Linked DNA regions of Homo sapiens: region 1 is linked to region 2. Evidence: chromatin contacts called from ENCODE Hi-C or POLR2A ChIA-PET data. All regions are on one chromosome and are shown on one strand. Each heading gives the region's core, a stretch centred on a gene start or an enhancer-like site at or near the end of the contact. The rest is flanking DNA. Distances are from core to core; before and after follow the strand shown.

Evidence for each region. A loop is a pair of places that touch in the nucleus more often than their neighbours do. ChIA-PET counts read pairs that join two places held with the same protein, here RNA polymerase II (POLR2A). Pooled maps may share reads with other maps.
Region 1: a map of GM12878 shows a loop between it and region 2 (3-fold over the local background). The contact joins two enhancer-like sites. A Hi-C loop is called at or near these places in 3 of 168 maps with a recorded cell type or tissue (B cell, GM12878 and OCI-LY7), 34 of 37 single-sample maps with no recorded cell type and 13 of 50 pooled maps. POLR2A ChIA-PET finds 5 or more read pairs at or near these places in 3 of 52 experiments (GM12878, OCI-LY7 and activated B cell).

Annotation. Positions count from the first base shown.
Region 1 is chr6:11,492,923-11,499,480 of GRCh38, reverse strand. All of the region lies in intron 3 of LOC105374928 (a long non-coding RNA gene), which reads right to left. Among named protein-coding and RNA genes, the nearest start is that of TMEM170B, 42 kb to the left of the region's middle. Within about 2 kb of position 2,605, at least 3 of the 41 ENCODE cell types and tissues checked have a DNase peak (open chromatin) inside an H3K27ac peak, as active enhancers do; they include GM12878, where a contact is called at or near this core.
Region 2 is chr6:11,457,020-11,462,981 of GRCh38, reverse strand. All of the region lies in intron 1 of LOC105374928 (a long non-coding RNA gene), which reads right to left. Among named protein-coding and RNA genes, the nearest start is that of TMEM170B, 78 kb to the left of the region's middle. RefSeq lists an enhancer at 2,571-2,760. Within about 2 kb of position 2,086, at least 7 of the 41 ENCODE cell types and tissues checked have a DNase peak (open chromatin) inside an H3K27ac peak, as active enhancers do; they include GM12878, where a contact is called at or near this core.

The DNA.
Region 1 (6,558 bases), core at 1,356-3,855, 36 kb before region 2:
GTCCTAGCTGGGTCTGGCACAGAGTGGGCCCACAGAACCTGTAGACTCACCCAGGAAGCATTTCTCCATTTCCATGTATCACTGGAATGAATGTACTTGGCAGTTGGAGTAAACCCTATATTTGTTCCTTGGTCAGTGAGGAAGTGCTATCATAGTGGGAGAGGCCAAATGGAAACTCCGAAACTGTCCCCCAGGCAAGATGGTAAATACAAAATAGGGATTGGTCGTCTCTATCATATCTCTTTTTAATTGCTAGTCTCCCCCAGCAGGAAGTGGATGGACTCTGAAGAATGACAACAGATGAGTACAGTTTCAATCACATGGTGGTCGACTGCGGCTGCTGTGCCAGAGGTGGGATCACAGCTGGAGCACATTAAACAGGCCGCAGGCCCGTGGCATGTGGTTGTCTATTTGGTGAATGTGCCTTTTCTATCCATATTAGAAAAAAAGATCAGGAACAATTCACATTCACGTGGACAGACTCCAATATTCATTTATTGCTTTGCCTCAGAGCTATCTTAACTCAGCTGCCCTTTGCCATAATAGTCTGAAATAATCTAGATCACCTGAACCCACGGAACATCAAACCCATCCACTGCATCAATGACATCATGTTCATTGGCCAGAAGAAGCAAGAGGTGGCTAGTATGCTGGAGGTCTTGGTAAAACACTCATGCTCCAGAGAGGAAAAGATGAATGAGGATTTAAGGAATCCAGTGGTTAGGTTCATGCTGGAATATTCCCTCCAAAGCAAACGATAAATTGCTGCATCTTATATCTCATACCTCAAAAAAGAAGTGCCTGGTAGGCCTCTTTGGGTTCTGAAGGCAACTCATGCCACACTTAAGACTGCAGTTCCAGGCCAGGCGTGGTGGCTCACGCCTGTAATCCCAGCACTTTGGGAGGCCGAGGCGGGCGGATCACGAGGTCAGGAGATTGAGACCATCCTGGCTAACACGGAGAAACCCCATCTCTACTAAAAATACAAAAAAAAATTAGCCAGGCGCGGTGGCAGGCGCCTGTAATCCCAGCTACTCAGGAGGCTGAGGCAGGAGAATGGTGTGAACCCGGGAGGCGGAGCTTGCAGTGAGCCAAGATAGCGCCACTGCAGTCCCGCCTGGGCGAAAGAGCCAGACTCCGTCTCAAAAAAACAAAAAGACTGCAGTTCCAGCTCACAAATTGGGCAACATGATTATTGGCAGCTTTGAGTTGTGCCTGAAGCACAAAAAGGCTAGAGATGCAGGTCTGTCACCTGTGAAAGGGGAGGGAGAAGGAGGGTTAGTTAGGAAGAGTCTCAAACTGCAGTGCTGTCCTGCAAAAGTCTCAGCCAGCCCAACAGAGAGCTCCAGAGCAAAGGCTGCCTGTTGGAGAAGTTCCATGATGAACAGAAAGGGCCAGGCCCTGGCACGCCCACTGTGCTCATTAGCTGTTAAAGGTCTGCCTAGGAAAAGCATGGCCTCAGCTCAACTGCTGTGGCTAAGCAACCAGAGGCACTGCAACCAAGGCCATCACCTAACTGCACCCTCACAGCTAATCTACAAGTTCTTTCTTGAAGGGAGATCATAATAGCTCCATATCCCCATATTGGAGAGAATTCTCACTCTGCATTCTGCCAAGGAGCTGGTGTGTGTGTGCGTTTGTGTGTGTGTGTGTGTGTGTATGCACACATGTGACAAAGGTTTATTTAACTTATCAATGAATGAAGAAGGAGAAGAAAAATTACTATATATAGTCAATGAACAAAAAGAATGCTGGAATAAGACTGCAAGTGAAGTTGAAACTGGTAAATTATAAAACAACACAACTATAATCTGTAGGATTTATATTTCCTACTGGACAGAAATGAATTGCAACATAATGATCCTCCACAAGTTAACATTAACTTTACAAGAGTCTCACCTTCATCAATAGCAAATAATCAAAGTAACTTTCTTCCTGTAAAACTTCCCAACTGGGGGAACATTTGCCCTCTCCTCACCCCAGAGATATCTGACAATGTCTGGAGACATTTGTGGCTATCGCAACTAAAGGGATGAAGGTGTGCTACTGGTGTCTGGTGGGCAGGGGCCAGGGATACTGCTAAATGACCTATTACGCCCTGAACAGCCCCCACGGCAAAGAATTACCCAGACCAAAATTTCAATAGCGCCAAGACTGAGAATCGTGTACAGATGACACTTTTGACAGCTTATTAGGCAATGCTCTAGTATGACACCGAAAGGGCGTAAGAAGATCTTTAATGTTTCCTTCTGCTTTCACTTAAATGTAAAATTGGGATAATGATATATCGAAGCAACTTCATTTACGGTGAAGGATGATTAAATAAAACAATTGTGGTTGATTGTATTTTTACAAAGATGATGCACAAATATATATCCCATCCCACATGCTCTTCTTCTGACGTGACACTGACATTCCTGTATTGAGGGGTGGAGGCTATGTTCCCTTCCCTTGAACCTGGGTAGACGTTTGCAATTACCTCTATCAACAGAACACAGCAGAAGTGACATTTCCTGACCTCTGAGGCTGGATCATAAAAAGCAACACGGCTTCCTCCTGGCTCTCTTTCTGGGGACACCACCTTGGATGTTCTGAGCCAACATGAAACAAGTCTGGCTATGCTTGAGAAACCCTAAAGAGGGACTACATAGAGACAGAGAGAAGCTCCCACCCCAGCCTGTCCAGTCTTATCAGCTCAGACACCAGACACGGGAGCGAATGAGGCTTTACAATAACCCCAAGTACTGTCTGATTGCGATCTCATGTGAAAGAAGCCTCCAGGCAGAACCACCCGACAGAGCTCCTTCTGAATTCCTGGCCCATAGACACCGTGGGAGATAATAAATGATTTTGTTGTCTTAAGCTTCTATATTTTAAGATGATTTGTTCCATAGCAACAGACACTAAAACAACCATACAAAAATAGTCCTTAGCACCCTGCATGGAAAGTGAGTTAACTGGTCACTCTTGTGGGGTAGTTTTAGTATTTTTAAGTAATATTTATGTAGTATTTTTACTGTTTCCGTGCGCAAGAGGGCACACTGTCCGTTGACAGCCCTCATACATGGAGGTGTAATTTTCTAATCAAAGCACCAGGTGGAGCCAACCCCTAATTTTTCACTGTCCCTTTCAGAGGGTGAACTTGACAAAATGGAAAAAAGGCTTCAGAATCAAACTAGCATGTTTAGGGCGATGTGTTAGAGAATGCTCAGTATTCTAAATTCTCAAATTCTAAAACACAAGGAAGCTTATTTTGATGAATAACTCATCCCTAGGCAGGGTGTACGCACAAAAAACAAGAAAATCCTTTTTTTTCCTTTGTTAAATGCAACAGAGAAGGTTATGCTTTCTTTAAACCCTGAAAAGGAAAAGAGATCTGCCAGCCTATGATTTCTAAACAATACTGTACTTAATTTTTGCCATTATCTAGACACATAGCTAATGCAAGTCTCTGTTTGCTGTTTGCTTCTGACAGTAAGACAATATTTCTGAATACTGATTTATGGGACTCAGATAACATCTGTACCACAATTTTAGCTTAAACATTTTTAGGTTTACATGTTTTCTAGTCCTTTATTTTGTATACACGAATTTAATGCTCTAGTGGCTGTGAAAATGGGCCATGATTCCGATTGCAGGAAATCTGGGAACCAAATCCCTTAAAATGAATTGGGTGAACCAAATACATTGTATCTCCCTCTTGTCAGAGAAATTCAAAGCAGACTCTACCCATCAGCATTCACTGTAACCTGAGCAGGTTGGCAACCCGTCCTTATTATGATGATCTGCCAGTGCCTATGTAACTCCTGAAGGCTGATGCCTCTACCCTGAGATGGCTCAAGGATGGTTAGGGCAATAGAGCAGTGGTCTTGAGAATAAAGATGGTTTTGTGATCCGCTTATCTGATTAGAGGTTTATACTATAAAGTCAAGGCTTCATAGCCTGGTAGGGGATAAATCAAATGTCAGAAAGGATGGAGGCAGCTTGAACTCTGAAGAGCTGATTTTCTGAGGGTATCCTACAACTTTGACTCCACCCATACCCTAGCTGACCTGTCATCTTGCTAATTAACCACAAGAACTGAGGGAGAAAGTAAGGTGTGATCAGCTCAAGTAAGGCGTGATCAGCTCAAACCCTATCTATCTTATGCTGGGACTAACACAAAAGAAAGCCAAACACAATTATATGGTAAATCAGTAGAATCATGTTCCTACCTAACGTGTGTCTGTCAGGGATGAGACTGATTCCCATGCTTAACTTATGGCCCTGTCTCATCACTTTGTGCTCATAGAATGTATACGTGACATATTTTTCTTTGACACACTAGTACTGGCAAAGGCTGTCTTCTTTGGCTTAACCACAAATTGTGGAGCATGAGAGCCTCAGAACATCTCCAATCTCTCCCAGCTAGTTTCGGAAATTCCCAGGGACAATTGTGCACATGCTCTCGAGAAGTTCCCCTGGATCCTCAAAACAGCCTTGTGAATCCACAGTAGCTATGGTGACAAGCCTGCTGCAACTCTTTAGAGGGTACTTGGCTGGGTCCCACAGTCACTGATACTGACAGCAGGATTTTCGGGTCACTACTAAGCACTTCCCACAAATGGCCATGACCTCATTCCATGCACTTGGTAGCCTGTCAGTGCAGTGGCTAGAGTGTGATGAGGTAGGCAGGGAGGCAGCCTCTGTCCCTGTGACTATTATCCTCCATTGCTAGGCTGTCTTCTTGGGGCTCATCTCCTTAGGGTCCTTTATCATGTCTATGAGGGCCTGTTCAGGCATACAGCAGTATGAGCAGCCATTCGTACTACCCAGTCTCTCCAAAAATGACGAAAAACCATGTTTTGTGGCCCAGATCTGTATACTCTACCTGGGGATGACTTCTTCCTCATAAGGCATTCACTCCTCAGGCAAATAACATACCATGGTAAGCCCACCCTATTGCCCTTGCACCTCCGATGCACCCACATTAGCAGGCTCAGCCCATGCTAGTTCCCAAACTGACCTTGGATTGTTCAAGCAACTTTAAACCCAAACCTACAAAGCTGGTGTGCAGCTCACAGTTTGATGACTATGTAAATTACATCCTGAAATGTCTCTACTAAACATGTGACTGGACACATCTGAATTTACAATGGGCACACGGCATCTTGGTTTCATAGGTGAAAGACTCTGAATAAGTACCTTTTTGGCAATAGTTCAATCTGAAGTGGATTAAGGCAAGATTTAGAATCTTTAAGCAGGGTAGTACTTTTTTCAAACGGGCATGTTTCCAAGGGATGGAGTCACTGGATGGAGTTTCCCAGCATGGCAGCCCTTCTCTGGTGGAGGCAGCTTGCTGAGATCAGGAGGGATGTTCAAAGCAGAAGCCGGCTCGAAGGTTCCGCTCATTTTTATAACAAATTAGCATAGTTCACACCCTCCCCCTCTACATGCCAATGTTAGAATGATCTCATAGGCAGGCCAACTCCACCCTTTTCTGTACCTCTAGACTTCCATTCAACTCATAGAGCTATGCCTTCTTCCTGTACTTTTGCCAAACCAGGCCTTGCAAAATTATTCCATCAGTCATGGGTGCTAATGAACTGGATCAGAAATTGACCACCTGGATACAGAGAGTTTACTCAAGGATACCGGAGTCATCTTTTCCTTACCTGGCCCCTTTGCTCACATTAGTTCTCTCGTCTCTTTAAAACAGTAATCAAACTGGCCGGGCACGGTGGCTCACGCCTGTAATCCCAGCATTTTGGGAGGCCGAGGCCAGTGGATCACCTGATGTCAGGAGTTCAAGACCAGCCTGGTCAATATGGTGAAACCCCATCTCTACTAACACAAAAATTAGCCAGGCGTGGTGGCATGCGCCTGTAGTCTGAGCTACTCGGGAGGCTGAGGAGAAGAACCACTTGCACCTGGGAGGCAGAGGCTGCAGTGAGCCGAGATTGTGCCGTTGCACTCCAGCCTGGGCGACAGAGCGAGACTCCGTCTCAAAAAAAAAAAAAAAAAAACACAGTAACCAAACTTTGCTTCACTGTGGTTTGGTAAAGTGGAGCAGGTGTCTACCAGTTTTTCATGCAACCTGCCCAAATGGCCCTTTCAAACTCTAATGGTGTGAGAAGCTCAGCTCTGGTAGGGGAGTGTACATTTGGTATTTCTCCCCTGCTGCTTACAAGTTCAAATGCTCTGTGCACTGACAGCAGCAGGAGGAGGAAAAGTTAAACATGGTGATGTTTACTAGAGGAATCTGTCCTCTGTAGTTGTAATTAAGAGGTTTGCTAGACCATATGGGACTGCTGACCAAGTACTAAAGCAGCTATGTCAAACACAACACCAGTGGTTTTATTTACAGCCAGGAAACCAGTGTGTTTCACGTGCTATCCCAACAGGGACCATCTCCACATCTTTAAAGAACAATGTGCCGATAAAAGAAGTAGAACGAAGGATTGCAGCCCCCCCAGCCCCCCTGAGCCTCTCTGCCTTCTGGTGACAGAAGCATTTTAATCGTCACCACCTGTAGAAAATGTTCTCTTCCTGGTTGCCTAACCCGGAGATCCAGCAGTT
Region 2 (5,962 bases), core at 837-3,336:
GGTATTCTGTTGTTTCTGATCTGTGAGATCTGATGAAATTATCAATGCTTTTCCCTGTCAGCAGCCAAGCTCAGTGATATGCCGCAGCTGTTGCCTGTGTTCCCCAGTACGAGAAAGAGTCTGGGCCACCCACCTTTGGCCTTTGATTCTTTGCTAGGGGAGCCACAGATATGATCCTTGAATTAAGGAGGACGTGTGGAGAAAATGCATGTATGCATCCCTGAGGTCACCCTGCTGAACCCCTTTACACATGGCAGAATGAGTGGCAGTGTTAAAAACTTCCATGTAGGTCAATAGTGTCAAATCTCATGGTTGTCAAATGGAACATTTTTGTTTCTGATGACATCGTTGGAGCTCCAGGAAATAGCCTAGGGTCTCTGTATTTGAATCCATGTTTTCTCATGGCATGTGAATGTCAAGTCTGCAGTCTGGAACATGGGCAATTCCCTCAAGCAGAAAATGGTTGCACTCTCTCATTAATTAGGACCTATTCAGATATCTATGATCAGTGGTTTCAATATGAACCCTTTAGGTTAGAATTGCTGCCTATCAATTCTTTTTTTTTTTTTTTGAGACCGAGTCTCGCTGTCTCCCAGGCTGAAGTGCAGTGGCGCAATCTCGGCTCACTGCAAGCTCTGCCTCCCGGGTTCACACCATTCTCCTGCCTCAGCCTCCCGAGTAGCTGGGACTACAGGTGCCTGCCACCACGCCTGGCTAATTCTTTTGTATTTTTAGTAGAGACGGGGTTTCACTGTGTTAGCCAGGATGGTCTGGATCTCCTGACCTCGTGATCCGCCTGCCTCAGCCTCCCAAAGTGCTGGGATTACAGGCGTGAGCCACAACGCCCAGCCTATCAATTCTTTCAAAGTGTGTTTAAATTACACTAGTATGTGTGAGTTGCAGATCTTTCATGTTTTCCAGGTGGGAGGGAGAAGGAGAGAGGACAAACATTTCATGTTTCAACACAAATGAGTCTCCTTCAAGTCCAGTGTATTAATTAACAACTGGTTATCCTTAAAAATTGTAGTATAGTGTAAACAGGAATCTATTTATTTCACTAATTAATTCATTTATTTAGACATTAGCATGAATTCTTTATTCTTCCCTCTCTGACTACCTACACATTTCCACTCCCACACACACACGTGTGTGATAAAGTGTGTGTGCATAGTACATCCATCATATAGTACAAGGAAATGTAATTTGAAACAACGACAACTTACGCCACTAAAAGAGTAGACATTTTATCTCTGATACTTTTGACACCTACTATTACAGGCTTATTTCAAGAACACAATTTTCAAATACGTTGTAGTTGGCTCTACAAAAATCAAAATGCAAAATGACAGGTTTTTTTTTTTAACCCCAAATGTCTTATGATTCAAACCCTCTTGAACAGTGTAAGCCACTCTGAAGATCAAGTGCCACCCGTTACGGGAAAGGGTACAAAAGACCTTTGACCTGTCTGCTGCTGGGGAGTTTTGGCCACATCTGGGATTTCCATCAGCACTCACCTTCTTCGGCTCATGAAGAGGCCATGGCAGGTGTTGGTTAAAGAGGGGAAGTTGCTTTCAAAAGACTGAGATGAAAGAACTACTAGAATCAAATAGCTTACTGTAAAGACTGATTCTCTTTTGCACAGTCCTAAGAAATGACCTGTCCTTGGCCTTCCAAGATCTTGCTTCCAGAATATCAACCTGTCAGGACGGGAAAGAAGCAATAGCAGGTGAGACCATCTGAGGCGATCAGAGGGTCTTGATGGCAAAAACAAACTGACTCTATCCCTTTCCCAGACCCCAGACTCCCAGCTATGGTGGGACTAAGAATGCTGAATGCTGGTTCTCAGGCCAGTGAACCTAAGAAACTGAAGAGCACAAAAAGTGCTCTTGGCAGAAACTATTTTAATAGTGCTCGAAATACTTTTAATGAGAAGGGGAAGCAGGAACTTCAAATAAAGTTTCTCTTTTGCATTCCACCAAGAACAGATGTTTGCTTTATTCAAAGAAGTTTCATGGGGGTGATTTCATGCATAGCTAAGAGCAGCAGTAGGGTTTTTTAGCTGTTAGAGCTGGGGTTGATTTACATAATCAGGGTATTACCGCTCCTGTGGCTTTCTACCTATATGCTATTAAACATATGTGTGCTTATATCTGTGTGTGTATGTGTGTGTGTGTTCATAACGCTGGAATCAAGTAAAAGGTCCACCGTCATTTCCTCATCATTCTTGGGAATATTTACAGTATCAGGGCTGCTCTCTTATCCTCCAGCTGTAATAAAGGCAGCACTTTGTACAAAATATCTCATTTAATTTTTATGACAATCCCATGAAATAGGAATTACTGTCCCCACTACATAGATGGGAAGACCGATGCTTAAAGAGGTTGAATACACATGCTAAGGTAGCATAACCAGGAGGTGGCAGAGTTGGGATCTGAGCTGAGGAAGTCCAGGGCTCTCAATTACACTCCCACAAGATAAGGAGCATACATTGTACAGGCTGCACAAAGTCATGAAGAAATCTTGGGTAACCATCTGCAAGCCCATTTACTGATTTCCTCCCTTTAATAGGGCTGACCCACAAGCCCACACACTGTGGCATCCGCTCTCCGCTACCACTTCACCCTGTGTCTCTCTGCTTATGCTGATTTCCGTCCTTTCCAAGATTAGCATTTGGCCTGCCTTCTCTCTATGGCCTCACTGGCCAACCCTGTCAGCAATGTGCCCTGAATAATAGAATCAGGCATAAAGTCCTTGCCCATCTTTCCTAGTAGAAAGGGGATCCCTCCATGGACTTCTGGAGCTGTCCCATTTATGTAGCCATAGCTAACTGCCTAGTCTCTTCTTTCACCAGAGCTCCATGATACCACATCCTGTTGAAAATGACACAAGGAGGAAGAAAAAGTCCCTTTAGGTGGTAGTCATCAACTTTTCCTTTCCACCCCCTCCAGTATGTCTTCATTCTTTCTCTTTCAGCTCTTCAATTTACTGGATTTTTTAAGAGGCTGTGCTCTGTTGCTATGTTCCAGATAGGTAGGTAAGTAGGTAGACAGATTAGATAGATGGATAGATGAATAGATTAGATAAATAGTAGATACATAGATGAATAGATTAGGTAGATGAATAGATAGGTGGATAAATGAATATATTAGACACATGATAGATAAGATAGATAAATAGATTACATAAATAGATAAATAGAAGATAGATGAATGCATTACATAGCTAGATAGATAGGTAAATGGATGGATGGATGGATGGATGGATGGATGGATGGATGGATGGATGGATGGATAGATGTAGATGAATAGATGGATGGATAGGTGAGCAGATAGATAAATAGATAGATGCATATTCTTGGCTTGGGTTACCCCAGAAGCAACCTGAAATAAGAATTCACATGCAAGTAGGAAACACTAGTAGGGGAATAGAGAAGTGAGAAACAGGCAAGAGAAGAAAACCAACCAAAGGAGAATAATCAAGAAAGTTACCACTGAGGGCAAATGAAGCTGAATTCCACTGGGGAATTCTGAGAGACAGTGTAGAGCCTGCTACTCAAAGCGGACCATCATCATCATCATCATCATCATCATCATCATCATCATCATCATCTGAAGCTCTACCACAAATCCACTGAATCAGGATGTGAATTTTTAACAGGATCCCCAAATGATAAAGTTTGTAAAGTACTGAGGTAGAATATGCCTCAAAGTTAATCAGATGAAGGGGTGAGAAAACTGTGATAGTCATTACTAGCTTCCCCCTTAACACTGCTTGTGAGCTGTTTCTGAAGTTAATTCCCCTGCACTCCTGGCTTAGCCTTTGTATGAGCAGGGCATTCATGCCCCAGTGGTCAAAAAGGAAGTCCCCAGACAGAAAATCAAAGGTATTAGCAGGAAGCGGCCCTCAACATGCACAGCTATTACAAGTTCAGCTGTTAAATAGTTAATCTAAATATGATATTAAAACTGAGGTTAAATTATAATAATAAAAACAGCCACAACTCTAATGCTGATTCAAGGTTAAAGATGCATTAAATAGATTGAAATAAGCAGGATTTCATTTAGGCATTTATTCTCAAAAAAGCAGTTGATTTACCTAGTAGAAAAATAACCATTATCACAATTAACTTTAGGAAAATTCAATTAAGATTAATATTATTTTTTACTCAGTAGTTATTTCAGGCCCTCTCAAGCAGGCCATGAGTGAGATCATGAAATATGTTCCCATATTTCATTGACTTATTCTAATTCCTAATATTAACCCCCAGGAGGGGTGGGGAGGCACATGACTGAGGTTTTGCATTGCAAAGACAAACTATGTACTATATTTATTCTGGAGTACATTCACGATCTGAAATTATAGTGGAAAAAAAAAAGACTTGACTCCTATTATAATGCTAAACACTGGTAAAGACATTTGGAGAATATCCAGAAAAATCAGTGACTTCTCCCAGACACAATAGGCGCAATAAGGTAACTACACAAGAAAAGCAGTTTCCACAAAGATGTTAGTTCTGTTACCTCATACACGTATTCTAAAGGAGTACTGGAGTACTTTATAGCACACAAAGAAAAAATGTATTTCTTCAAAAAATTTTAAGATGCATTCAAAAAGTTTCTAAATCAGCTTGGAAAAAAATTAACAAACTAAGAACTTCTTAGAAACACTGAACTTAAAAGAAGTCCCCAAGAAGATTTTCAAGTTAAATATTAGGACTATAGAAAAGTATAAATCCAACATTTTTAGGCATGACAGGATATATTAATTGATGAGCACAAACTATACCTTCACACTTGAACTTCATGAAATATAATTGAAAAGAAAAATAAATGAGCTATATCCTTTCATAAATTTTTTGCTCGACAACACCAAATGAATTCTAAAATATTCTGAACATTATAGAATAAAATTATTGTTCATTTATTAACCAAATACCAAAATCAAAAAACTTTTGCTCAGTAAATGAAAAGTTAATGCATACAGCATATTCTTAACATACAGAATTAATAAAATCCTACTGAATAGTATTTTTTATATATATACTTTAAGTTTTAGGGTACATGTGCACAACGTGCAGGTTTGTTACGTAGGTATACATGTGCCATGTTGGTTTGCTGCACCCAGTAACCCGTCATTTACGTTAGGTATTTTTCCTAATGCTATCCCTCCCCTTCCCCCCGACCCCACGACAGGCCCCCCGGGTGTGATGTTCCCCACCCTGTGTCCAAGTGTGCTCATTGTTCAATTCCCACCTATGAGTGAGAACATGCGGTGTTTAGTTTTCTGTTCTTGTGACAGTTTGCTCAGAATGATGGTTTCCAGCTGCATCCATGTCCTTGCAAAGGACATGAACTCATGCTTTTTTATGGCTGCATAGTATTCCATGGTGTATATGTGCCACATTTTCTTAATCTAGTCTATCATTGATGGACATTTGGGTTGGTTCCAAGTTTTTGCTATTGTGAATAGTGCCGCAATAGACATACGTGTGCATATGTCTTTATAGTAGCATGATTTATAATCCTTTGGGCATATACCCAGTAATGGGATTGCTGGGTCAAATGATATTTCTAGTTTTAGATCCTTGAGGAATTGCCACAGTCTTCCACAATGGTTGAATTAGTTTACACTCCCACCAACAGTGTAAAACCTTTCCTATTTCTCTACATCCTCTCCAGCATCTGTTGTTTCCTGACTTTTTAATGATTGTCATTCTAACTGGTGTGAGATGGTATCTCAGTGTGGTTTTGATTTGCATTTCTCTGATGACCAGTGATTTTGAGCATTTTTTATGTGTCTGTTGGCTGCATAAATGTCTTCTTTTGAGAAGTGTCTGTTCATATCCTTTGCCCACTTTTTGATGGGGTCGTTTATTTCTTGTAAATTTGTTTAAGTCTGTTGATTCTGGATATCAGCCCTTTGTCAGATGGGTAGATTGCAAAAATTTTCTCACATTCTGTAG